Linked DNA regions of Homo sapiens: region 1 is linked to region 2. The links are chromatin contacts, found by Hi-C or POLR2A ChIA-PET in ENCODE. All regions are on one chromosome and are shown on one strand. The core of a region is the stretch at or near the end of the contact, and the rest is flanking DNA. Distances in the headings are between cores, read along the strand shown.

Region 1 (5,447 bases), core at 2,617-5,116, 130 kb after region 2:
GGTGCAGCAGCGCGATCTCGGCTCACTGCAAGCTCCGCCTCCCGGGTTCACGCCATTCTCCTGCCTCAGCCTCCCGAGTAGCTGGGATTACAGGTGCCCGCCATCATGCCTGGCTAATTTTTTTGTATTTTTAGTAGAGATGGGGTTTCACCGTGTTAGCCAGGATGGCCTCGATCTCCTGACCTCGTGATCCGCCCATCTCGGCCTCCCAAAGTGCTGGGATTACAGGCGTGAGCCACTGCGCCCGGACTAATTTTTGTATTTTTAGTAGAGACAGGGTTTCCCCATGTTGGCCAGGCTGGTCTCAAACTCCTGCCCTAAGGTGATCTGCTCACCTGGGACTCTCAAAGTGCTGGGGTGAGAGGTGTGAGCCACCGTGCCTGGCCATTCTTGATATTGTTAATGTATGTTTTTATTCTGAAAAAGGTTTTTTGTTGTTTATTTATTTATTTTTGAGACAGAGTCTCACTCTGTTGCCCAGGCTGGAGTGCACTGGTACAATCTTGGTTCACTGCAACCTCCGCCTCCTGGCTTGAAGATTTTCCTGCCTCAGCTTCCTGAGTAGCTGGGATCACAGGCACGTGCCACCATGTTTGGCTAATTTTCGTATTTTTTGTAGAGCTGGGGTTTCACCATGTCGGCCAGGCTGGTCTCAAACTCCTGACATCAGGTGATCTGCCCACCTCGGCCTTATAAACTGCTGTGATTATAGGCATAAGCTACTGTGTCTGGCCTAATTGTCCTCTACTAATACTGTATTAGGCTGGGAAGACTAACTGCTCTAGCAATCCTCAAATCTCAATGGTGTAAGAAAATAAAAACTTTATTTTTTGCTCATGTCACAGTTCGGTGCAGGATAGTGAGAAGGATCTGCTCTCCTTTGCTACTGGAGACCCAGGCTGCTTCTGTGTAGTGCCTAGAAAAGTCTCAGCAGCTGAGAGGTGAAAAGGTGTGGAGGATTGCATGGAAGGTTTTATAAGCCAAGCCCAGGGGCTGTTGAATTTCATGTCCTCTCATATTTTATTGGCCAGAAATCAGGTATAGTACCACATCGAACTGGAAAGGAGGCCAGGATATGCTGCCCAATAGGATGCTCCGAGCAGTGCACTCAGAAGAATGAACAGGTTTGGAGACAGTCCAAGTCTGCTGTGTCCTCAACTTCCTTGGGGGTATTTTCCTTACAATCTATAACTTTTTTTTTTTTTTTTTTGAGATGGAGTCTTGGTCTGTCGCCCAGGCTGGAGTGCAATGGTGCAGTCTCAGCTCACTGAAACCTCTGCCTCCCGGGTTCAAGTGATTCTCCTGCCTCAGCCTACCGAGTAGCTGGGATTACAGGGGCCTACCACCATGCCTGGCTAATGTTTGTATTTTTAGTAGAGATGGGGCTTCACCATGTTGGCCATGCTGGTCTCGAAGTGCTGACCTCGTGATCTGTCCGCCTCGGCCTCCCAAAGTGCTGGGATTATAGGCGTGAGCCACTGCTCCCGGCCACAATCTACAACTTCAAATGGAAAAGGCAAAGATAAATATTAGTCCTCTATCAGTAAGGACACACATGTAGCTGCTGTAACAAAGGCAAAACAAAAAAACACAATGCAATAACTTAAACAAGATACAGTATTTTTCTTGCTTGCATAAAAATCTGAACAAAGCACTCCAGGGTTGACGTGGCGGCTCCACAGAATCAGGCACTAAAGGCTCCTGGTATATTGTTTTGTCTCCCCGATCACCTAACTTCCTTCTTATCATCTGAGATGACAACTTTACCTCCACTGTAGTGTCCACATTCTGGCAAACTGGAAAGAGGAGAAGGGCAAGTGGAAAGCAAGCCTTTCCCTTTAAAGGTATAACCCAAAAGTTGTCTATGTCACTTGTGCTTATGTCCCATTGGCCAAAACTTAGTAACCAAATCTTGGTAAGCACCCTTGCTGCAGTGGGAGTTGGGAAATGTAGATCTTTGTTTAGGTAAGAAAGAAGAGGGCATGGAGGGCACAGTCCTTACATTCCAGACCTTAGTCATGGCGCTACACCTCGTTGTAAGGGAGGCTAGCTATTGCAGCCTTTCGCTGGGTGGCCATGTACCCAGCTAGATCTCAGGGGCACTCTTACTAAAGTAATGCATGGAGAATGGATAGCATGAGAAGCAGTTTCTGCTACAAGTGCCTTTCATAAAAAGAACTCCTATAAGAAAAACAAACAGGGCCTAAGGAAAACTAATCCAAAGGGTAAAACATGGGGAAAAGACAAAAAACAAAAGAAAAAAGAAAAGCAAGTTTCCCAGGTAGAAAATGAATGAAGACTGAGGTACATAAGTGAGAAGTCCTGTAAAATTGATAATCCTTTTCATTTTGTCACAAAAGTCCCTACTTACATTCTAAAATTCCATTAAATGTCACCTTTCTGATATCCCCATTTTATTTCTCTCTCTTTGGGCATTTACCATGCTGTAGTGTACTCTAGGCCATTCCTAGCTTTGTAACTCTCTCAAGGTGACTCTGCAGGAGATGCAAAGTAGTTAAGAGGAGAACCCCCAATACTGATGTGTTTATAGGTGAGGTGGTCTGATGTCTTAGATTTGCTTTAAAATATTCCTGCACAAAATAAAAAGGGGAATAGATGAAACAAGATTGACAAAATGTTGATTCATTGACGCGGTGTAATGGGTATCTGGGTGATCATAGTACAATTTTATCTCTTTTGTATATATTTTAAAATTTCCATAATATAGCAAAACATGAGCCCAGTCCCTCAAGGCAGCCAGATTTGGGTTCAAACCCTAGTTTGACCTTTTACTCGCTGAGTGACTTTACCCTGCTACAGCTTCAGTTTCTCCAAATGGAAATAATATATACTCCATTAAGGTTCTTGTAAACTCTCAAGTAAGAGGGAATCTGAGGCTCTAGCACACGGCCCGGCCCTTAATAGTTGTACTAATTTTTATTTTATTTTTCGAAACGGAGTTTGCTCTGTCACCCAGGCTGGAGTGTAGTGGCATGATCCGGCTCACTGCAACCTCCACCTCCAGGGTTCAAGCAATTCTCCTGCCTCAGCCTCCTCCCGAGTAACTGGGATTACAGGAGTGCGCCACCACGCCCAGCTAATTTTTGTATTTTTTAGTAGAGACGGGGTTTCGGCATGTTGTCCAGGCTGGTCTCCAACTCCTGACCTCAGGTTATCCTCCCGCCTCGGCCTCCCAGAGTGCTGGGATTACAGGCGTGAGCCACTGCGCCTGGCCAGTAGTTGTACTAACAAGGGTTTCTGCTTGCGAGCAACAAAGACTGACTCTAGTTGTGGCTAATTTCTTTCACACACACATATTAAGTGCCAGAGGTAGGACTTGAGCTCGGATCTCTGATTTCCAGACCTAGAACTTTTTATGTGTTATTACAGTCGTTAAAAACCTTACCTGGATTTGTGCTTTGCAATTTACGCTTTCGAACATGCAGGAATGTAGTTTGGGCATTTGTCTGGAACTTCGGATTCTCGGGACTCCAGGGTGGCCAAGGCGCGGAGGTGACTCAATGACATTGACCGGCCTGGATGCACGTGGGTTGCTGAGCCGATGCTGGGAAGGTACGGGGTTTGCCCGGTGCAGGCCGCCGGAACTCACGCACGCCCCTGTCTCTCTCACTCCTGGGGTCGGCTCTGGCCGGTGGCCTCCAGCTCAGCTAGCGGCCGGACGCGCAGCCCGCCGACTAGCCCTCCAGGTCCTAGCGCGACTCCCGGATCCCGGATCCGGCGGATCTGGCCGACCACTCACCCTCCCCTTTCCGCAAGTTAGGGGGCGGGGCATCGGGTTTCTGGCTCGTGATTTGCCGGAGCTCCTGCGCTCCCCTTCTCCACCCCCTCCGGCTGTGTGAGAGGTCAGCAGAGGGGCGGTCTGCGGGGACAACAATGGCGGGGTTCTGGGTCGGGACAGCACCGCTGGTCGCTGCCGGACGGCGTGGGCGGTGGCCGCCGCAGCAGCTGATGCTGAGCGCGGCGCTGCGGACCCTGAAGGTGAGGAGCAACGGGGCCTCGCGGGTCCGGGCTTCACTGGGCTTCTAGCCGTGCCGCCTCTGGGCGGCTGGCGCCGGGAGAGCGCTGGCTGGGTCCGGCTGCCCCCGCGCCCCGGTTCCGCATCAGCTACACCGCTTGCTTTCCTCCCTCCCGGAGTTCGCGTGGCAGCGGGCTCAGGAGGCATCCCTCGTTGCAGCTGTTCCTCGCGGGGATCCTGCGGAGCAGAGAGGCCTAGGGCAGAGGCAGTTGGGTGCCCGCACGCCCTCCGAGGCGGCTGATGGCTTTGGGCAGGCATATTGCTCGAGGTCTGCTTCCAGGGCCCCGCGGCATTGGCTTTGTCTTAAGCTTTCCAGGGTGTCTTTTTAGGTGTCCTTATAGTTTCCGTGTTCTGTTGCCTCTTTCCAGCATTTTTGAAGGGACACTGTGAACTGTTGCTTAAGTAGTGTTAGGGTTGTGAGTTTGTCTTATCTTTTAAAGTATTATACCATGTCAGGACTGCCAATAGATTTTACGTTTCATTTGAAAGCCTGTTTTAATTGTATGACACCCCAGTCTACTGTGTACCAAATGCATCCCGTGAACTTACTTTCCTTTTCGGTATAGTGGTGAGCCTGATTTTGGCACTGTTCTAAACACATTTCATGACTGTTCTGTATACCTAGGCTGTCATGATGGCAGATTGACAAACAGGTTGGAGTGCTTGTGTGTGCTTCTGAGCTCTGTCTCCAGTCAATGTCGAGTCTGTCGTTAATTCTGGGGCACAGACCACCTAACCTACTTTATAAGGTTTGTTGAGGCACTTGAACACATTCTTTAAAATGAAGGTCCCCTGAAAACCATCTGTCAGCTGGTTCAGTGTGCTTGTTAAACTTCCTTTTAAAAAATAATTATTAAAACATTGCCACATAACTTGATTTATAGTCATTTAATTTTAGACGTTGAAGACACTTTAGAGACGACCTGCCCCATCCTACTCTTTAAAGAGGAGGGAACCGAGCCCCAGGTGGGCAGTATGAGAGCTGGAGCTTATCGACATGGAAGTGAGTGGCACCTATGTTTGTTTTGTGTCCAATTCAGCGTGCGGACTTTCACTGTTTTCTGTGTTCCCATACAGTTTAGTGTTCTTTAATCTTTATCATTCTGTTCATCTGTGTTGGCCACTTCAATTGCAGCTGTAAGACTTATGCATTTACATAGGAGGCAAGTTAGTATGGTGTAAAGTGTGGGCTTTGGGGTCAGGCGCATGAGGCTTTGTATATTGGACAGGTCTCTTCCTTGGGCGTCAGCTTCGTCCTTGTAGCTATTTTTTTCAACAAATATTTACTGAATATCTCCTGTCTTCCACTTCTGGGGAATGAATATGGTTTCTGCTTTCTTAGAAATTTTACTCTAGTAGGGAGACTGTAACAAGTGTAAAATGGTATTAGGGGAGATGCCCGGGTGCTATA
Region 2 (5,329 bases), core at 1,126-3,625:
CGCACACCACCAGGCCCAGCTAATTTTTGTATAGTTTGTACAGATGGGGTTTCACCATGTTGCCCAAGCTGGTGCTGACCTCAAGCGATCCTCCCGCCTCAGCTTCCCAAAGGGCTGGGATTACAGGCGTGAGCCACCGCGCGAGGCCAAGAAAGCCTATTTTCAAACAGGATCCTAGCTGCTCCTGCCTCTCTCATCCTTGTGTCCTGCAAGCAAAGGATACCTAGGACCCTGGGGTAGAGGCCAAATGACCCGGGAGTCAACTTTGAGAAAAGGAGGCTAGGGAGAGGAACAGAATGGGTGTCTGATGGTGAGACCTGAGGAAAGGTGGAAGCAAGAAGACTGGGGGAGTGAGACAGCTGCAGGCTTAGGACACCCTCCTGAGAGCCCAGAGCACTGTGGCGGCGTTGGCTCCCCAGACTGGGGGCCTCAGGAGAGCTCGCGACAGGCTCCCCAGCAAGCTAAGCTCCCACTCCCGGGAGTACAACCGCCCTCGCGCAGGTGTACGCCCAGACACAGCCATAGCCAGCGGCCTCCAGGTCTGGGGCTGTCCAGAGAGGCCTGGGGGCCACACCCCAGCCCTCTGCCTCCCCACCCCCGCTCCAGGACGGACCCTGTCTCACCACAGGGCCACAGAACCCTCTTCAGTCCCACCAGAGAACAAACACTCCAGACACTGATTCGATCTGTACTGAAACCACTGGTTAGAAAATCCACAAGGCAACCACCGCCTTCGCACATTCCCTACCTGCAAGTATTGACCCCGATCAGCCAGGCCTGGCCGCCAGAACCAAGGTAGAAACTCAGGACCCGGTCCTCAGAAGCTCACAGCCCCAGGGAGTCTAAGAGACTGACCTCAAGGATCCCCAGGAGCCACTGTTTCTTCTGGAAGCCCTCTGGAGGAGCGTTTTTCCCCACGGCCTTTCCTCGCCTCACAGTTGTTCACACTCTCCTGCTCCTGGGGGAACCCAGGCCGGCTCATCAATGACCCCTCGCCTCCCCGCCCTCCTCCATTTCCTGAGCTGGGATAGCCCCAGAAGTTGAGCGTTTCCTATGCTGGAAGGACTTCCAGCTTGGAGCGGAAATCGGGGCCGGGGCAAGGACGCAGGGGCGTGTCGCCCACGTTTCTGGCCCGGCTAGCCGCAACTCCTTGGATGTAAACGAGATTTGGCCGGCGCTGCGGCGTGTGGGGAAAGATGATTACACTCGAAAGGAATCACGACTCCTTGCGGAGCCATTACTCGTGCCGCTCCGCACGCGCAGGTTCTGGCCCGGCTTTCAGCAACTCCCCGCTCCTCGCTAACCACTCGCTCGTAATTTGTGGGCCGCAGTGGAGCTGCGCCCGGGGCTGCAGCCCCCCAATTAAAGCACTTTTGCAGCTCGGACACCCAGAGAGCTGCCTCCGCGCACGCCAGGCCGGCACCTCCTGCTCCCACTCCCCTCTCCGCCCAGCCGTGGGCAGCTGAAATGGATGTGATTTCACGCACTTCCTGCGCGCGCACACACACATGCACACATGGACATACACTTGCACACACGCACAACGCGCATTCCCCCTCCAATGCCGCCCGCACACGTGCGCGAGCCTGGACGTTCCCCTTTTGTGCTCGTTTTGCAGGCCCAGAGCTCCTGCTGCTGGTTTTCTCCTTTCTCTCCTTCATCGCCTCTTCCTTCGCCACTTTCCTTCTGGACCCTCCGGGCTGGCTCCTGCCCCTCTGCCCCGGTGGCGCTCTCGCCTATTCCTCCCGGGAGGAGCCGGGGCCGCAGAGGTGCGCCCTGCACGCCCAGCGAGGGCCGAGTTCTGGGACGGCTGGGACCAAAGGGCTGGCCTCCGGCCTGCGCCCTGTTTGTTTTCCTTTCGCCCCCTGAATACTAGATTGAGACGTAAAGATTACCCGGGCCGAATAATGCCGGGAGTCAACACTCGAGCAAACAAAAGTGCTTGCACAACTAGTCAACCCCGCTGGGACCCGGGCCGCGGGCTGGGGGAGAGAACGCGCTCCTCGCTGCTAATTACAAATAAATGATGATGTGCTCACTAAGTAATTGATTTAATGAAGTTCCTATGAAACTATTAAACCCGGGTGGAGGTCAGGCTGGAGGCGCCCCAGAGCGCCCATTGTGGGCTGTTTAACTCCACCAGGCTCCTCGGAAAGACATCGGGGCTAATAGGTGAAGTCACAGCTGCTCGCGCTGACTTCTCGGAGCGCCCGGCTGGCCGCGGGCACCCTCGCGCCCTCTTCTTGTAGCGCCCTTGTGCCCCGCCGCCCGCGCCCCGCGCCGGCCAGCTTACCCACGCCACTCCCAGCCCTGTCGCCAGCTCCCGAGGGCCTCTCCAAAGGGATCCCGGGTCTCGTTAAGAGCGGGAAGTTGAGCACTGAACTTGTGCTCACCGCCAGCAGTCGGCGGCGTGCACCGCCGCCCACCCCTCCCTCCTCACTCCACCCCCGCCACTTCGTGCAGGAACTCCAACCAGTGTGCCACGCAGGGTGCTCGCGAGCTCTTGGCAAGGTGCCTGGATCCCGAGCGTGTGCCCAGTGCACTGGCTGGGGCTGGGCTGGGGGGGTTGAATTGCGCGTGAGCGTGTGTGTGGGGGGGGTGGTAGGGAGGTGGGTGTATGCGTACGAGAGAGAGTGCGTTCCGGGCCAAAAGGCCATCTTTCTGCATCCGTTATCCTGGCCTGGGCCCTGTTCATGCAAAAAAGTAGAGGAGGTAGGGACAGCAGAGAAGAGGAATGAGGAAAGATGTGCAAAACAGATCACTCAGGTAGGCGGTTGGGCCTGGGAACTCCAGTCCTAGGCTGTGCGGGAGTGGGCTGCTCTGGCGCGGCCCTCTCTCGCTGCCCCACCGCCCACCTCTGCCCGCGTCCTGACCCGGCCAGGCGTTCCTTGGCCCCAGAGCGACGCCTCCAGCTGCCAATGGGGCGTAGGGCCCCAGGCCCGCATCTCAGGGCTGTCTGAATGCGAGCTCTCCGGCCACCCATTGCGCTCAGATTCCAGTCTCTGCAGGAAGGGTAGGGACTAGTTCTCCTGCAACATGGCTCTTGGTGGAAACATGACCCGCCCCTTATCCAAAAGGCCAGAGGGAGCCCTGAATGGACACATTTTAAGATGGAGAATCAGACATTGCAAATGGATCAAAAGCTAAGGGTGCTAACCACACACACACACACACACACACACACACACACACACACACACACGGGGGTGGGGGTGGGGAGGGCATTTTACTGCATCTCCCCCCACCTACAAGGGGTCGTGTGGTAAAAGAGAAGGCCCACATCCAGGTGAAACGCCACATAGGGAGACGGGGGCGCCTGTTGGGCTTCTGGCTGCAGAAATCAATCTGCCGGGATGCCCTGCCCCCTCTGCCCAGCCAAATCTTGTCTCTCTTCATCAAGAACTGATAGTTAACAGAGTTTCTCAGAGCATGCATTTCATTTATGCCACAGTCAGTTGGCAGTAAGCTTCATTCCTTTTTTTATGTTAGGAATTTTCAACTGCTGAAACCAATTTCCATTTGACTTTGAATCAAACACTTGCAATGGGGGGCAGGGGAAAGGGACATTTTGGCGTGGTTGTTGGCGACTTTAAAGAGAACTCCACTCCCGCCTGGATCTTTGGTCTCAAAGAGGGTCTCAACCTCTGACTTCGGGGAATATTGACAAAAATCAATTTGAGTCTTGCTTGAGGTCTCAGTTTCGCCATCTGTAAAATTGGATCTGGAGATCCTTGGCTGAGGTCCTTTGGGCTTTATTTGTTTGTGATCTGTGAAGGGGACCGTAGGGAGAGGTGGAAGTCAGTCAAGACGCCTGTTTGCACCAAGCTTTTGTCTTTCTTTGTAGAAGCGAGTCCCTTTGTAAAATAACGCCCCGCCAGCCTGCCTAATGGATTTGTGCAGAGCTAGAGTTTTCATTTTCCCCACGCAGGAACGACGAAAGAGAGGGGGTCTTCCAACCCAGCGAGTCCCGCTTGGCCCCGGTTTGCCAGCGGCGCTCTCCAAAATGTGCCAAAAGCTGTGCTTGGGGCACTCTCTCGACCCCGCCCCGGGCAGCTGTTCCCATTTTGTTCCCGCCTTCCCTCCCCTCACCGCAGTCCCTCGTATTCCTTTAACGCCTGCTGCTGACTGCATCCCTGCTGCCCTTAATGTAGGATGGGCACTTCTCTTCAGCCTCCAAATGAGAAGTGACATTTGCACTCGGCTCAGCCAACGCGTGAGCAGAGCGCGGGGGCACAGGCCCATTGACCGAGCGCGGCCGAGGGGCCGGCCGGCTGGGCAGCATCCGAAGCTGCCTTAATTAATACCATCTTAAATAGTCCAGCAGCCACCGAAGACAAAGTTGAAGAAAGACTTTAAGGCTGAGTGCCCCTCGACAAGCTCTTTTTCCCGTGTCATTCAATATTTAATGCGCCCGCTTGTAATGCTACTACTGGTGTTCCTTTCTCAGCAAGGACATTATTTTTTCACGGTGCCCATAGCCAGGGAAAGCCCTTTAGGCAAAGAAAATCAAAATGTTTGTTGTTTTGGATGACTTATAACTCTTGTTTAACACAAGCACTTTCAGGAAAGTATAACAGGCGCAGCCTCCAAAGCAAACAACACAATCCTTGTGACAGAGTCGGACACAAAAAGCACATTGTCTTGCGGACTACCCCTTTTCTCTGGTGCTAGATGGGGGCCTGTCTCCGAATGAACACCACGATGCCATTTCACTTTTGAACTATTGTTTTTGAGTTATGCCATGTGGTCAAAAGGAGCGAGAAGGGGGTTGTTTCCAGGCTCATAAGACAAACGAGTTGCCTTTTCAATGAAATCCCCCCGCGATCCTTGAAAACGGAGTTTAAATGTCACCTCCGCCTTTCTAATGGGCACAGGGCTGGAGGCGACCCTTCAAAGCGCCTCGGTGATGAACGACCCTTATTAAATATGGCCCGAGCTGCTGGGAAAGTCCCGCGCCCGGCCGCGCGCCCTAGAGCGCCCCTCGCCGGTGGGCCCTGGAGGAGCCGGGCCTCCGCTGCCACCGAGCGGAGTCCGGGCCCGCAGAGCCCCAGCCCGGACTGGCGAGGGGGTGCAGAGGGAAGAAGAGGGAAGCCTGGACGAGGGGGGGCGTTGTAATACAACTTCTTATCTGCCGACCCCAACACGCCCGTGCGCCCCCAGCCCCAGAGCCTCGGCGTGAAAGGTTGGTGCGTTTCCCCCCTGACTCTTTTTGTCCGCAGCCGAGTGGCGTCTGCGAGTCTGAGCTGCAAAGTTACTGATTTGCAGGCTGCATGTTAAGGCAGCCCATGTAAGTAATTTCTCTGGGCACCCCAGCAAAGGAGAACAAATC

Evidence for each region. A loop is a pair of places that touch in the nucleus more often than their neighbours do. ChIA-PET counts read pairs that join two places held with the same protein, here RNA polymerase II (POLR2A). Pooled maps may share reads with other maps.
Region 1: a loop to region 2 is called in a pooled map, with 4 times the contacts of the local background. The contact joins the promoter of PCCA here to the promoter of CLYBL-AS3 in region 2. A Hi-C loop is called at or near these places in 1 of 168 maps with a recorded cell type or tissue (endothelial cell of umbilical vein) and 6 of 50 pooled maps. POLR2A ChIA-PET finds 5 or more read pairs at or near these places in 3 of 52 experiments (SK-N-SH, T-cell and WTC11).

Annotation. Positions count from the first base shown.
Region 1 is chr13:100,085,227-100,090,673 of GRCh38, forward strand. PCCA (propionyl-CoA carboxylase subunit alpha) reads left to right here and starts at 3,867. Exons shown (of 24, transcript NM_000282.4): 1 at 3,867-3,999. The coding sequence starts at 3,895. PCCA-DT (PCCA divergent transcript) reads right to left here and starts at 3,717. Exons shown (of 2, transcript NR_132422.1): 1 at 3,407-3,717; 2 at 805-1,501. RefSeq lists enhancers at 3,397-3,446, 3,477-3,736 and a silencer at 4,017-4,196.
Region 2 is chr13:99,954,790-99,960,118 of GRCh38, forward strand. It overlaps CLYBL-AS3 (CLYBL antisense RNA 3), which reads right to left and starts at 2,376. Exons shown (of 5, transcript NR_120421.1): 1 at 2,294-2,376. RefSeq lists enhancers at 1,456-2,431, 2,432-3,406.